Regions from separate parts of the Homo sapiens genome. Here region 2 is linked to region 1. Evidence: read pairs that join two places in POLR2A ChIA-PET (ENCODE). Cell type or tissue: PC-9. All regions are shown on one strand. Links, peaks and the distances in the headings refer to the core of each region. The heading gives the core; the rest is flanking DNA.

The links. Peaks named below come from ENCODE experiments on the same cell type or tissue, not always from the same donor. Only the 100,000 strongest peaks of a DNase experiment are listed, where the experiment ranks them.
Region 2: POLR2A ChIA-PET joins it to region 1 with 29 read pairs; 2 of 35 experiments call an interaction of 5 or more read pairs at or near these places.

The regions. Positions count from the first base shown.
Region 1 is chr1:36,247,332-36,255,070 of GRCh38, reverse strand. The region is part of intron 1 of THRAP3 (thyroid hormone receptor associated protein 3); the gene reads right to left. Among named protein-coding and RNA genes, the nearest start is that of THRAP3, 27 kb to the right of the region's middle. RefSeq lists enhancers at 6,389-6,683, 6,449-6,743. In PC-9, for the core only: no CTCF peak of the experiment used is centred there; no DNase peak of the experiment used is centred there; H3K27ac peaks cover 1,899 bases.
Region 2 is chr1:36,482,962-36,490,700 of GRCh38, reverse strand. It overlaps a transcript of CSF3R not described here. Among named protein-coding and RNA genes, the nearest start is that of CSF3R, 3.9 kb to the right of the region's middle. In PC-9, for the core only: no CTCF peak of the experiment used is centred there; DNase peaks (open chromatin) are centred at 3,580 and 3,920; H3K4me3 peaks cover 655 bases; H3K27ac peaks cover 2,412 bases.

The sequences.
Region 1 (7,739 bases), core at 2,558-5,057:
ACAGCTTAGCAAATAAACCTTTAGTTTTTACCACAGAAAACTGTGCAATGTCTGCTCCAAGTAGGTTTCATGGTATCAGTGGAAACCAAGATTGATCCAAGACTGGTGAAATTACTATAAATGGGTTTGGAGAGAAAACAGATCACTTCCAAATAAGTCATGTATACAGAGCCTTCTGTAATATGGGATGGCAACTAAGGCACACAGACCAAATCTAGCCCATTGTCTGGTTTTGTACCATCCATGAGCTAAGAATGGTTTCTGTTTTAAAAAATTTTTTTTTATCAAAAAAATACTTCATTAGAGGTTAAAATTATACAACATTCCAACTTCTTTTTTTCCCCCAGATTAGCTGCTGGGCTGGGGAAATTCCAATTTACACACCCATAAACAATTTTATAGGAACAGTCACATTCATTTACATATGGCTACTTGCACACTAAGACAGGAGATCTGAGTAGCTGCAACAGGGACTGCCTTCAGTGGTCTCACTGCTTTGCTCTGCTACAAATTGCAGTGACACAGTTATAACTCAACAGCATTTCACATACCATGCATAGGCAGTATCACATTTTATTATTATTTTTAATTACCAGTGCATATCCATCACATCAAAACAAGAAAAGCAGATGTTGATGTTACCCTTTTAAGGCACAGTGTGAAGTGTGAATCATTTTGTTATTGAATTTGATAGCAAATCATTGTGTTTATTATGAAATGACACCACAGATATGCCAAGAATATAACATACATTGATCTTACCAATATTCCCAACTTACAAGAAAGCAAATGACGGTAAAAAATATCTGTGGAGAAGAAAAGGACTTAGTTGGAAAAACTGGCAAACGTTGTGAAAATGTAAGGTTATTTATCAGCAGTTTCTCTGCAGACTTTTTTTCTTGAGACGTGGTCTCCGTCACCTAGGCTGGAGTGCAGTGCTGAGAAAAAGAAGGTGAATATCCTGACTTGCCCTACCACACGGCAGTTTGATGAGTTAGAAGCAGAAAAATTTTATGTTTCTTGAAAAGCTCAGGGCTGAGTATGAAATTTTTCAACAAGAACCACCCTTAACCACTATTACTGTTGCGGATACCAAATAGCTTTGAAGTTAGCTTTTGCTGCAGAGTTGATAATGTTTCTTAATGAATACAGTTTAAAATTACAAAGACCTGGCACAGTAGCTCACATCTGTAATCCCAACACTTTGGGAGGCCAAGGTAGGAGGACAGCTTGAGGTCAGAAGTTTGAGACCTGCCTAGTGAACACAGCAAGATCCGTCTCTACAAAAACTAAAAAAAAAAAAAAAAAAATTAGCCTGACTCAATGGTGTACGCCTGTGGTCCCAGCTATTCAGGAAGCTGGGACAGGAGGCTCGCTTAAGCCCAGGAGCTTGAAGTTGCAGTGAGCTATGATCTCATCACTGCACTCCAGACTAGCTGACGGAGGGAGATTCTGTCTCAAAGAAATAAAACAAAATTAGAAGTCAAAACAGCACTTCTATGGGAAACACATACTGTAATAAAATAATACTAATGACAATAAATGTTTCAATTTCAAGAAATGTCAAATTACTTTATTCACTTCTCATACTGTCAAAAGTTGAACAAGAAGTGATATCTCCATACCCACACAAATCTGAAGCAGATCTTCTGAGCTCAAACTACAGTTCCAGCATATTTCCAACCTTAATGCATGTGTAAACTAAATCTCCATATTTCAAAATCTGTCTAACTGTGCAGCTAAGGAGCTTCCATCTAATCTTCAATTGGAAGCGATTTATCTGCAATGTTATGGTATGCTAAAAGACAAATATCAAGAATCTAACACATTTCTGTGCCTTCCAAAAGATAAATCTGCTCAATTAAAATCACATGCTCAATGATTAATGTATTTGGCAGTACCCAATCTGTGTGAAGACATTTTCAAAGATGACACACATAAAACTTCACGACAGATCAGCATTAACAAATAAATATTTGCCATCAATTTTGAAAGGCACTGCTAACTTGGAAACCCAATTAAGTGAAATTGTACTCCCCAAAAGCAGAATTCCATTCTTATAGCCCTGTTACTACAAAAATTATACTCATTATTTACATTTATATATATATATATATATATATATATATATATATATATATATGCCTATCTATATATATTTTTTGAGACAGAGTCTCACTCTGTCACCCAGGCTGGCGTGCAGTGGCATGGTCTTGGCTCAGTGCAACCCCTGTCCTCCGGGTTCAAGAGATTCTTGTGCCTCAGCCTTGCAAGTAGCTGGGATTACAAGCTTGCGCCACAATGCCTGGCTAATTTTTTTGTATTTTTAGTAGAGACAGGGTTTCGTCATGTTGGCCAGGCTGGTCTCGAACTGACCTCAGGTGATCTGCCCGCCTCAGCCTCCCAAAGCGCTGGGATTGCAGGTGTGAGGCACGGTGCCTAGCCTGATTATTGTATTTTGAAATAAAAACTTTGTGCAAAGTTGTTTTCTCTCTTGTCATGTAAGTACCCACAGAGTAGCCTCAACTTTGCCTCTTGGCCAGCAAAGCCTAAAGTATCTGACCCTTTGGAAAGGTTATCAACCCCTTTTCTTCATCATTTGTCTAACAAATGCATTTAGTGCAGATGGCCACTAAGAATCAACCTTGGCCAGGCACGGTGGCTCATGCCTGTAAACATATACTTTGGGAGGCCAAGGCAGGTGGATCACTTGAGGTCAGGAGTTCCAGGCCAGCCTGACCAACATGGTGAAACCCCGTCTCTACTAAAAGCACACAATTAGCGGGGCATGGTGGCACATGCCTATAATTCCAGTTGCTTGGGCAGCTGAGGCAGGAGAATTGCTTCAACCCGGGAAGCGGAGGTTGCAGTGAGCCAAGATAGCGCCACTGCACTCCAGCCTGGGCAACAAGAGCAAAACTCCGTCTCAAAAATAAATAAATAAAAATAAAAATAAACCCTCATGAATAGTAATTCTCAAAACTGTAAGACTCCCAAATGGTAGGAACTGATATTTTTTAATATTTATGCCCAGCAACTCATAGTAAAACAAATAAAAGTCAGTAATTAGTCATCCCAAAGCAATTTCCAAAGCAACTGAACTCCTCAATAAATAATAAGAGCACATCTGGCTCTGAAGCCTATGTTTGATTCCCAACTCCACCAACTACTAGTTGTGAGACCCCGGATAAGTGACTTAATTAAATCTCACTATCTGTGGTCCCTTATCTATAAAACTGTTCCTACTTCACAGTGTTGTTGAACACCGAATAAATTAATATATGTATAAAGTTCTCAGAAAAGTGCTTGGCACAAAGGAGTACTCAATAAATATTGTTAATTGGGCCAGTATCAAAATGACAGTGAAAAGACACGACTTCAACAAGCTGGTTTGGGTAGTCATGTGGTCATTAAACAATTACATTCTCATGCGAATTCAGAATTTAGCTTTATAGCAAACTCGGAACATAAGACACTAATTCCATCTTGAAAACCTGTAAAAAGAGCAGTAGGCTCTGTCAACGACAAACCCAAGCCTATGCCTAATTCCAGGTTGAATGAGTCTGCTCCTTAAATAACCCTATCATTCTGTGCCTCAAGGTCTCAATGTACAACACAGAGAGGAATCAAACATGCCAACTGATGCACCTGAACGTTTCTACCTAGACCAATGGTTTTTAAACTCATGCTCTCGGGCTGTGCAGAGAGGTTGGGGAAAAGTAACTTTCCCATCTGAGTTATCCCGGTCCAGTAGATCAGACTGAACTGTCAAGAACTCATAATGACTACTTTCCCAGAACTTATCTTTTTATCACATTACAAAACTTTTATAAGCTACCAGCATTTCCTTATCACTTGAGCCTCTATTTCCTTGAAAACCAGTGGTCATGCACTACTACTAAAGTAAACTACTCCTTGAGGGCAGGTATCAGATCAAATTCCTTTTTATATCTCCAGTGCCATAACATACAACTGCCCATTTTAACCATTTTTATATGTACAGTTCAGTGACATTAAGAACATTCAGGCCAGGTGCGGTGACTCACCTGTAATCTCAGCACTTTGGAAGGCCAAGGTGGGCGGATCACTTGAGCTTAGGAGTTCAAGACCAGCCTGACCAACATGGTAAAACCCCATCTCTACTAAAAATACAAAAATTAGCTGGGCGTGGTGGCACACGCCTACAGTCCCAGCCACTCAGTAGGCTGAGGCACAAGAATCGCTTGAGCCCAGGAGGTGGAGGTTGCAGTGAGCTGAGATTGCGCCAATAGATGGGATTACAGGCGCGCACCACCACGCCCAACTAATTTTCTGTATTTTTAGTACAGATTGGGTTTCGCCATGTTGGCCAGGCTGGTCTCGAACTCCCGCCCTCAAGTGATCCGCCCGCTTCAGCCTCCCAAAGTGCTGGGATTACAGGCGTGGGCCACTGTGCCCAGCCTCTAAGGTATATTTTTTTAATGTGTCTTATAAAGTCAGTCTTAGAAAACATTCCTAAATAATCTCACTATTACGTGGCTAAATTGTACTCTACTAGAGAACACAGAGGATGCTAAATCTCTGATTATAAGAATATACCGCCTGTAATCCCAGAACTTTGGGAGACCAAGGCGGGCGGATCACAAGGTCAGGAGATCCAGACCATCCCGGCCAACATAGTGAAACCTGGTCTCTACTAAAAATACAAAAGTTAGCTGGGTGTGGTGGCGGGCGCCTGTAGTACCAGCTACTTGGGAGGCTGAGGCAGAAGAATTGCTTGAACCCGGGAGGCGGAGGTTGCAGTGAGCTGAGATCGCGCCACTGCCCTCCAGCCTGGGCGACAGAGCAAATCTTTGTCTCAAAAAAAAAAAAAAAAAGTATGCCTAATTCACTAAGGGCCTATTTGGAAGGAAATTTCAGTCAGTAAAAAATTATTAATTTTAGAGTTGGAAATGTCGATAATATATCCAGAGTCTACCTTATGTAATTGCCGAATTTTGTAAAAATTTTCATCCAAACTTGATTAATAACCCATTTAACCCAAGGCGTTACACCAGGATAACCAACTTCTCTAGATTGCTTTCGTCTATAAACAAGAGACCAAATTTGATGCCAGAATAACCTGTCACAAATATGATCATGTCATTCCTCCAATTAAAGGTCCTTCCTGCTTACTGCATAAAATTCAATACAAGCACACTGCAATCCTGCTCTACTCGCTCCACCTTCTACCACTGACTCCTATGCTTCTACCCTTAATCAAACTACATTTTTAGAATGAACTTTCCTGTTCCACACCATTAGACATGCTCGTCCCACTGCCTTGAATAGCCTCCTCTCACCAAACCACCACTCCTGTCTCAACCTCCACCACACACACACACACACACACACACACACACACACTCACCACCTGCTTCGCTTATTCGAAACCTTCCAGCAACAGCTCAAATGTAAATTCTTGTAAAACCTTCCCCTAATTCTCCAGAAGGAGTCAGTGAGCATCTCATTCCAGGTTCTACTATTGCCCTTATCATCCTGTATTGTAATTAACTGTCTCTCCCACTAAACATGAAGGTCCCTTAAGAATAGGGACTGTGGGGCTGGGGGCAGTGGCTCACGCCTGTAATCTCAGCACTTTGGGAGGCAGAGGCAGGTGGATCACGAGGTCAGGAGATGGAGATCATCCTGGCTAACACGGTGAAACCCTGTCTCTACTAAAAATACAAAAAATTAGCAAGGTGTGGTGGCGGGCACCTGTGGTCCCAGCTACTCGGGAGGCCAAGGCAGGAGAATGGCATGAACCTGGGAGGCAGAGCTTGCAGTGAGCGGAGCTTGCGCCACTGCATTCCAGCCTGGGCGAGAGCGAGACTCCATCTCAAAAAAAAAAAAAAAAAAGGGACTGTGCTGGCTGGGTGCGGTGGCTTGCACCTGTATCCCAGCACTTTGGGAGGCCCAGGTGGACAGCCTGTGGTCTGGAGTTTGAGACCAGCCTGGCTAACATGGTGAAACCCCATCTCTACTAAAAATACAAAAACTAGCCAGATGTGGTGGTGCATGCCTACAGTCCCAGCTACTCAGGAGAATCATTTGAACCCAGGAGAAAGAGGCTGCAGTGAGCTGAGGATCACGCCACTGCACTCCAGCCTGGGAAACAGAGCAAGACACTGTCTCCAAAAAAAAAAAAGAAAGAAAGAAAAAGAATAGGGACTGTGCCTTATATTTATCTTGTATCTCCTCCAACACCTAACGCAATGCCTGGTACATGGTAGATTTCATCATGTTTGCTCAATAGGTAAGTTTGAGCCCCAAGATAATAAACATCTGAGCAAGCATGGCAACAGTGAAGACACAAGTATAAATCAAGTGAGCCCTCACATACATAAGAATTTACTGAAACTAGCACAACTACAGAGGATACAAAGAAATATAAAATGCTGGAAGCCAGGAGTTCAAGACCAGCCTGGGCCATAAAATGAGACTGTCTCTACAAAAAAATAAAGCATGCCTGTAGTCCTAGCTACTCGGGAGGCTGAGAATCGCTTGGGCCCAGGAGGTCAAGGCTGCAGTGAGTCATGATTGCACCACTGTACTCCAGACTAGGTGACAAAGCAAAACTGTCTCACAAAAAAAAAAAAAAAAAAGAGGCTGAGGCTGGGTGCAATGGGTCTGGCCTGCAATCCAACACTTAGGAAGGCCAAGGTAGAAGGATCACTTGAGGCTAGGAGTTCGAGACTAGCCTGGACAACAAACCAAGACCCCCATCTCTACAATAAAAGTATTCAAAACTCAGTCAAAGCCACCAACAAATAAAGATATGGCAGGGTCAGACCAGTTAACAACTGAGGAGATGAACAAAAATGAAGGCCTGAAAGAAAAGAATAATTTTTTTAAATATTAAAAGATGAAGGAGGCTGGGCACCGTGGCTCATGCCTGTAATCCCAGCACTTTGGTAGGCCAAAGTGGGCGGATCACCTGAGGTCTGGAGTTCAAGACCAGCTTGGCCAACATGGTGAAACCCTGTCTCTACTAAAAATACAACAATTAGCCATGCATGGTGGCGTGTGCCTGTAATCCCAGCTACTCGGGGGGCTGAGGCAGGAAAATCGCTTGAACCTGGGAGGTGGAGGTTGCAGTGAGCCAAGATCGTGCCACTGCACTCCAGCCTGGGCGGGGTGACAGAGCAAGACTCCATCTCCCAAAAAAAAAAAAAAAAAAAAGATGAAGATGGGAGATGTGGTCAAAAGATACAAAATTTCAGTTAAGAGGAATAAGTTGGGCAACATGGTAAGTGCAGTAAATAATAATGTACTGTATATTCAAAGATCGCCAAGAGAGATTTTAAGTGTTCTCACCACACAAAAAAAATGAGGCAATACATATGTTGATTAGCTAGATTTAACCATTCCACAATGTACACATATTTCTTGTATATCATACTTGACAATTAAAAGTTAATTTTTAAGGCTGGGTGTGGTGGCTCACACCTGTAATCCCAACACTTTGGGAGGCTGAGGCGGGTGGATCACTTGAGGTCAGGAGTTCAAAACCAGCTTGGCCAACATGGTAAAACCCCATCTTTACTAAAAATACAAAAAATTAGTGGGGTATGGTGGCACACGCCTGTAATCCCAGTCACTGAGGAGGCTGAGGTGGGAGAATAGCTTGAACCTACGAGGCCGAGGTTGCAGTGAGCCAAGATCACGCCACTGCACTCCAGCCTGGACGACAGAGCTAGACTCCAACTCAAAAAAAAAAG
Region 2 (7,739 bases), core at 2,483-4,982, 240 kb before region 1:
ACTGCAATCAAGCACCATCAACTCACAAGATGAACAGAATGGTGATGTCAGAAGAACAGATGAAGTTGCCATCCACCAAGAAGGTGGAGGCGCCGACTTGGGCACAATTAAAGAAGCTGACACAGTTAACTAAAAAAAAAAAAGCCTAGAGAACACAAAGGTGACACAAACTCCAGAGAACATGCTGCTTGCAGCTTTGATGATTGTATCAACTGTGGTAAGTCTCCCCATGCCTGCAGGAGCAGCTGCAGCTAATTATACCTACTGGGCCTATGTGCCTTTCCCGCCCTTAATTCAGGCAGTCACATGGATGGATAATCCTGATGGGAGATAGGCTCATGAGCCTAGAACATCGTTTCCAGTTACAGTGTGACTGGGATACATCAGATTTTTGTATTACACCCCGAGTTTATAATGAGTCTGAGCATCACTGGGACATGGTTAGACGCCATCTGCAGGGAAGAGAAGATAATCCCACTTTAGACATTTCCAAATTAAAAGAACAAATTTTCGAAGCATCAAAAGCCCATTTAAATTTGGTACCAGGAACTGAGGTAATCGCGGGAGTTGCTGATGGCCTCACAAATCTTAACCCTGTCACGTGGGTTAAGACCATCGGAAGTACTACTATTGTAAATTTCATATTAATCCTTCCCCAGAGGCAGGCCCCAGTCTGCAGGTGTACCCAGCAGCTCCGAAGAGACAGCGACCATCGAGAACAAGCCATGATGACAATGGTGTTTTTGTCTAAAAGAAAAGGGGAAAATGTTGGGAAAAGAAAGAGAGATCAGACTGTTACTGTGTCTATGTAGAAAGAGGTAGACATAACAGACTCCATTTTGTTCTGTACTAAGAAAAATTCTTCTGCCTTGAGATGCTGTTAATCTGTAACCCTACCCCCAACCCTGTGCTCACAGAAACATGTGCTGTGTCGACTCAAGGTTTAATGGATTTAGGGCTATGCAGGATGCACTTTGTTAAACAAATGCTTGAAGGCAGCATGCTTGTTAAAAGTCATCACCACTCCCTAATCTCAAGTACCCAGGGACACAAAACACTGCAGAAGGCCACAGTGACCTCTGCCTAGGAAAGCCAGGTATTGTCCAAGGGTTCTCCCCATGTGATAGTCTGAAATATGGCCTCGTGGGAAGGGAAAGACCTGAGCGTCCCCCAGCCCGACACCTGTAAAGGGTCTGTGCTGAGGAGGATTAGTAAAAGAGGAAGGCCTCTTTGCAGTTGAGATAAGAGGAAGACATCTGTCTCCTGCTCCTCCCTGGGCAATGGAATGTCTCGGTGTAAAACCCGATTGTATGTTCCATCTACTGAGATAGGAGAAAACCGCCTTAAGGCTGGAGGTGAGACATGCTGGTGGCAATACTGCTCTTTAATGCATTGAGATGTTTATGTATGTGCACATCAAAGCTCAGCACCTTTTTCTTAACCTTATTTATGATACAGAGACATTTGTTCACATGTTTTCCTGCTGACCCTCTCCCCACTATTACCCTACTGTCCTGCCACAACCCCCTCTCAGAGATGGTAGAGATAATGATCAATAAATACTGAGGGAACTCAGAGACCCGTGCCTTCGCGGGTCCTCTGGAGCACCAGTCCCCTGGGCCCACTTTTCCTTCTCTATACTTTGTTTCTGTGTCTCTCTCTTTTGTCAGTCCGATGAGAAACACCCACAGGTGTGGAGGGGCAGGCCACCCCTTCAGGGTCTGGTTTTGAAGGGCCTCAAAGGACATGAGGAAGACTTAGAAATTTAGCCCATGGACAGCGAGGAACCAATGGATGGATGCCTTTTTTTTTTATTTTTTGAAGGAGTTTTGCTTTTGTCACCCACACTGGAGTGCAGTGGCATGGTCTCAGCTCACTGCAACCTCCACCTCCCGGGTTCAAGTGACTCTCCTGCCTCAGCCTCCCGAATAGCTGGGATTACGGGTGCCCACCACCACGCCTGGCTAATTTTTGTATTTTTAGTAGAGATGGGGTTTCACCATGTTGGCCAGGCTGGTCTCGAACTCCTGACCTCAGGTGATCCACCTGCCTTGGCCTCCCAAAGTGCTGGGATTACAGGCATGAGCCACAGCGTCCAGCCAATTTTCTGTTGGGTGGTGACATACTGGAATTCACAATTTGGAAGAAGCACTCCAGCTAAGTATAGCAAGGGTGTATCCCAGGAATGAAGGCAGGGAGACCAGGAGGAAGCCGAGACGTCATCCAAGGAGACAACAATGATGGACTGGCTTCCTGCAGGGGCCATAAGGTGGGAGAGAAGGGACAAATCGCACTGGAAGGAGCGACAGACTGGATGTAGGGGGTGACCAGCAGGGAGGTGTTCAGGACCAGTTTAAGTTTCTGGATTCACCAGGACAGAAAAGCAGGTTTTTAGGAGAAAACATGGAGGAGCTCAGCTGGGAGGCGTGTTTAGTTTTGATGTGTGTGGAGCTTCAAGGGGAGCTGGGGGTCTGAGAGGCAGGACTATGAGGTGCTACTCAGGGTCATGCAGCATCAATATCATCTGTGGGTCTAGAATGCAGGCCTTCCCTCCCCACCACCACCACCACCGTCATTCCCAGGCCTGGGCCACCTTCTACCTCTGTTATGGCACCCATTCCAGCCTCCATGTCTTTGTTCTCACTGTTCCCCTGCCCAGCATACCTCCCCTCTTCCATACAAGTCCCACCCATCTGTTCAGTTCCCACCTCAACCAAGTGGTTAGAGCAAAGGTCCGAGGTCAGAGGTGGATGGGGCCTGAAAGAGTGGTGGTGAGTGTGGCAGAAAATGCAGAAGCCTTATTTAGAGCCCAGCTCAGCCTCAAAATGGCTGTGGGACATGAGCAGGTCACGTTCCCTCTCTGGGCCTCAGCTTCCCAACCTTTCAGGGATGAATAAGGAAAGATCCTTGAAGTTACAGATCTGGAAAGCGCCATAAGGTAAAACATCATCAGGACACTGAAGGTATACCACAGGACACACTCTACAAATGAGGAGAAAGCTTATGAAAAAAGACTTAGTGGCCCAGTGCGGTGGCTCACGCCTATAATCCCAACACTTTGGGAGGCCGAGCAGGCGGATTGCCTAAGGACAGGAGTTCGAGACCAGCCTGGCCACCATGGTGAAACCCTTTCTCTACTAAATATACAAAAATTAGCCAGGTATGGTGGCAGGCGCCTGTAATCCCAGCTACTTGGGAGGCTAAGACAGGAGAATCGCATGAACCTGGGAGGAGGAGGTTGCAGTGAGCCAACATCGCGCCACTGCACTCCAGCCTGGGCAAGAAGAATGAAACTCTGTCTCAAAAAAAAAAAAAAGAAAAGAAAAAGAAAAAAAGACTTAGTGGCATTTTCTCTGAGCCTTGAAGAATGAGTAGAATTTCAGCAAGTTGAGGTGGAGGTGAGGGAGGGCACTCGAGGCAGAGAGAACAGCCTGAGCAAAGGCCAGGAGGCGGAAAGTTCAGGGTGGGTTCAGGGAAGAAGGAGTGTCCAGTTTCTTTCTAAGTCAACAGCTCAAGGGCTTTTTGTAAGTGGGCTGTCCAAGCGGAGCAGCCTCCAGTAAACACCTGTTTGCACAATCGAGGTCACACACAGGGGCGCGTTTGCACAATGACCTGTTTGCACAATCTTAGCTGCCTGCTGTATTCCAGCCAACCCCGGCCCTGGCAGCTGAGCACCACAGCCTCAACTTCCGGGCACTCACCCCAGCTTGCCCACCTGGACCCCGCCCCGGCCCCTCTGAAACAAGCTGCTCCTTGACCTACCCAGAAGCCCCACACATCACAGGCAGTAACAGAAACAGAAACAACTCGGGGCTCAGTAGCTAGGCTGCCAAGAATAGGGTTCCCTCACCAGCACTCCCTTACCCAGGGTTTCCAACACACAGAGGCCTTGTCTGATGGAGGAGGGGCGGGAGGCAGGACAGCTGGAAGAGGAAGTATCCACAAAGCCGACACTGGGTGCGGGTAGAGGGGATGACTCCTCGTCTGTCTTGTGCTCTTCAGTGCACCATAGTAAACACTTATTAAGCATTTACTGTGTTCCTGGCTGTGTTCCACAAGCCTTACGGTCACTGATTTCTCTCAAGAATCCTATGAAGCCAATACTGTTAGCCCCATTTTACAGATGACAAAACCGAGGCTTAAAGAGATTAAACATTTGTTTGGAGTCACACAGGCAGCAAGTGGCAAATTGAAGCAGCCTGACTCCTCAGCTCATCATCTTAACCTCAGTACACTCTAAAGAAAGCTCTTCCTTAAATCTAACTTTCATTTCCTTAAATCTAACTTTTATTCTGGCTGCTGCAGCTCCATTTCCTGGTGCAGGTCCTCAACAGAGAATGGAGCACAAAGGAGAATAGTAGAATCTCCCTCCTAAATATTGAATTATGCAGAAGGGAACAAAGGAAAGCAACTTTATTGAACACCTACTATGCGCTGGTTACCATACTAGGCATTGTATTTCTGATAGCTAATTTAATTATCACAAAATCCCTGGGAGGAGTTATTATCACTGTGACAGATTAGGAAACAGAGGCTTGGAAGAGGTAAACACCATCTCCAAGGTTCTGCAGCCCAACAGATATGCATTGAGTATCCTCTGTGTGTCCGGCACTGTACTGAGGCTAGAGAGGCAGAGGTGAGAATACAGTTTCTGCCCTCAAAGAGTTCACAGTATAATGGAGGAGGCAGGCGGCCAACAGCCTACTACAGTATTACAGGATGAATGGGGAGAAGGGCCCCTAATTCAGCTTGACTAAGGTGTGGAAGCCCAGAGGGATGCTGAGCTCAGGCTGGATGCTTGAACTGGGTCAGGAACAGGACTCAGCCAGCAGGAGGTGACAGGCGCTCCGCAGAAGAAAGGCACAGGGTTGTTCCAGAGCCTGGGGCAGGCAGGGAAATACTAGTGAATTTGGCATGACCGGAGCATGACGGGCTGGATCTGAGGAAGCAGGGGCTGGTGAGGCAGGAGAGGGAGGCGAGGGTAACTTGCATGTCCGGTTCAGGAGTTAGGATGTGACGACGGGCCTCTGAAGAAAGACAGGGAGAGGAGAAGGATTGCAGGGCCATTGGCAAGGCTGAGACGGGAGCTCCATAAAGGCAGGAACTAAAACTGTGTCTCACCATTGTGTCCCTGCACCTGCTCCAGGAGCAAGTTCTCTGAATGATGAACAAAAGGCCCATTCTCCTTCATTAAGAACTGACTGGGGCCAGGCGCGGTGACTCATGCCTGTAATCCCAACACTTCGGGAAGCCGAGGCAGGCAGATCACTTGAGGCTAGGAGTTCGAGACCAGCCTGGCCAACATGGCAAAACCCTGTCTCTACTAAAAATACAAAAAAATTAGTCGGGCGTGGTGGTGCGTGCCTGTAGTCCCAGCTACTCAGAAGGCTGAGGCAGGAGAATCACTTGAACCTGGGAGGCAGAGGTTGCAGTGAGCCGAGATCGCGCCACTGCACTCTAGCCTGGGTGGCAGAGCGAGACTCCATCTCAAAAAAAAAGAATGAAAATAAAAATAAAAAATAAATTTAAAATGACCAGAAGGCCAGGTGCGGTGGTTCACGCCTATAAAACCAGCACTTTGGGAGGCTGAGGTGGGCGGATCACTTGAGGTCAGCAGTTCAAGACCAGCCTGGCCAACATGGTGAAACCCAATCTCTACTGAAAATACAAAAATTAGCCAGGCATGATGGCAGGCATTTGTAATTCCAGCTACTTGGGAGGCTGAGGCAGGAGAATCACTTGAACCTGGGAGTCAGAGGTTGCAGTGATCCAAAATCGCGCCACTGCATTCCAGCCTGGGTGACAAAGTGAGACTCTGTCTCAAAAAAAAAAAAAGAAAGAAAGAAAAAAAAGAACTAAAAGAACTGACTGGACATGGGAATGTGGAGAAAGGGTTGTAAGGAATGACTCCTGAGTCCCTGAGCTGCATGACTAGGGAGAGGAGGGGATGGTGGTTAATTCACCATGACAAGGTACGTGGGGATTAGAGACAGATTTGGTGAAGTGGGGGAAGATTCATCCAGTTGATCATTCATTCAACAAACACGCATGGAGGCCTTACTGTGTGGCAAGCAGTGTTATAGACACTGGAGATAAAGTTTTGAACAAAACAGATAAAAACTGTTGCTCTTATGGAACTTTCAGTCTAGTGGGGATTGAGACAGCCAATATCAGATGGTGAAAAGGGATTTGGGGGAGAGAGAGATAGGGAGTGGGAGGGAAGGGGCTTGCAAATTTTGAAAAGGGTGCTCAGAGAAGGCCTCAATGAGAAAGTGACATTTGAGCAAAGACCTGAAGAAGGGGAGGGACCAGCCCATGTAGCTATTTGCGGGGGAAAGAGTCCAGGCAAATGAAACAGCAAGTGCAAAGGCCCTGAGGCAAGAGACAGCATAACAAGTTCAAGAAGCAAAGAACACAGAGTAGCTGGAGCAAGGCAGCAAGGGGGAGAATAACAGGAGAGGGATCCAGGAGGTAACAGGGATACCAGGTTTTGTAGGGCCTTGTAGACCATCCAAAGGGCTTTGACTTTGACTCTGAATGAGACAGGAGCCATTGGAAAGGTTGGGACGAGGATGGGCTGATCAGACTTCTGTTTGATTGATATCGCACTGGCTGCTGAAGGAATTACAGACAGGTGCGGGAACAAGGATGAAATAGAAGCAGGAGAGCAGGCAGGGGGCTATTGCGATTATCTAGGCAATAGATGAGGGTAGCTTGGAGCTGGCTAGTATTGGTTTCAGTTATATTTATATTTTCCAAATATTATCATAAAAATATTCAAACGTAGAGCCAAGTTGAACTTTACAGTGAATACCCAGGATTCTGGTTATATTTGGAAAGAAGAGAGTCCATGGGACTCACTGAGCGAGCAGAGCCTGTGGGATATCTTGGGAGGGTTGCAGCAGGCAGTCAGGTCATTTGACTTGGAACTAGAACTACAGCCCTGGTCTGCAGCATCACACCAGACCCAGATGCCTCAAAAGGATTATATGTTAAGGACAGTCTGCTGGTCTGTTGGCACCTAACCTTTTTTGGGTTATGAATCCAATAAACTATGAGCAGTTTGAACCTTTCTCAGAAAATGCAAAGAAAATTATTTGTAGTTTTAGAAGAATCATGAATACAGACAATAAAAGACATAAAATGTAGTCTATTTCACTCAATTACAAAATATTCAGTGTTGCAGAACCATTGTGGGTAAACATTCCTAATTTTTAGTGAACATATAAAGACCCCGTGCCTCACCAAGACGTCCTCCTGTCTTGCCCCCAGAATTCCTGTTTCTCCATCTGCCTGGTCTATGGGCAATGCACAGAATACGTAATGAAGAGGGGAGCAGTGAGTATTGGGTTACACAATTCCCTGGAACCTGGAACACACCCTTCTGAGTACTGTGAAGATGTGGTCCCCAAGGCTAGAGCTGAAAAGAGGCTTAGGGCCGGGTGAGCCTTCCAGCCAGGGCCTGCCTCCAAGTGATGCTCCCCCAGGGCAGGGGGCATAAGGATGGCACCCAGCCAGGTGGGAGCCTGGGCCCTGCCCAGCCTCAAAGCTTTGAGCTCAGGAAATCCGGAGGCAGGGGAGGGGGACATCGTTGCCACATTCCCCAGCCCTTTAAGACCCCCAAGGCAGGAAGGCTGCCCGGGCCTCACCAGCTTCCCTCACAGGCTCCTTCCTGGGAGGAAGGGGCTGCCTGTGCCCTCGAAGGCGCAAGGGAGGGCAGGAGGGAGGCTCGGAAGGTG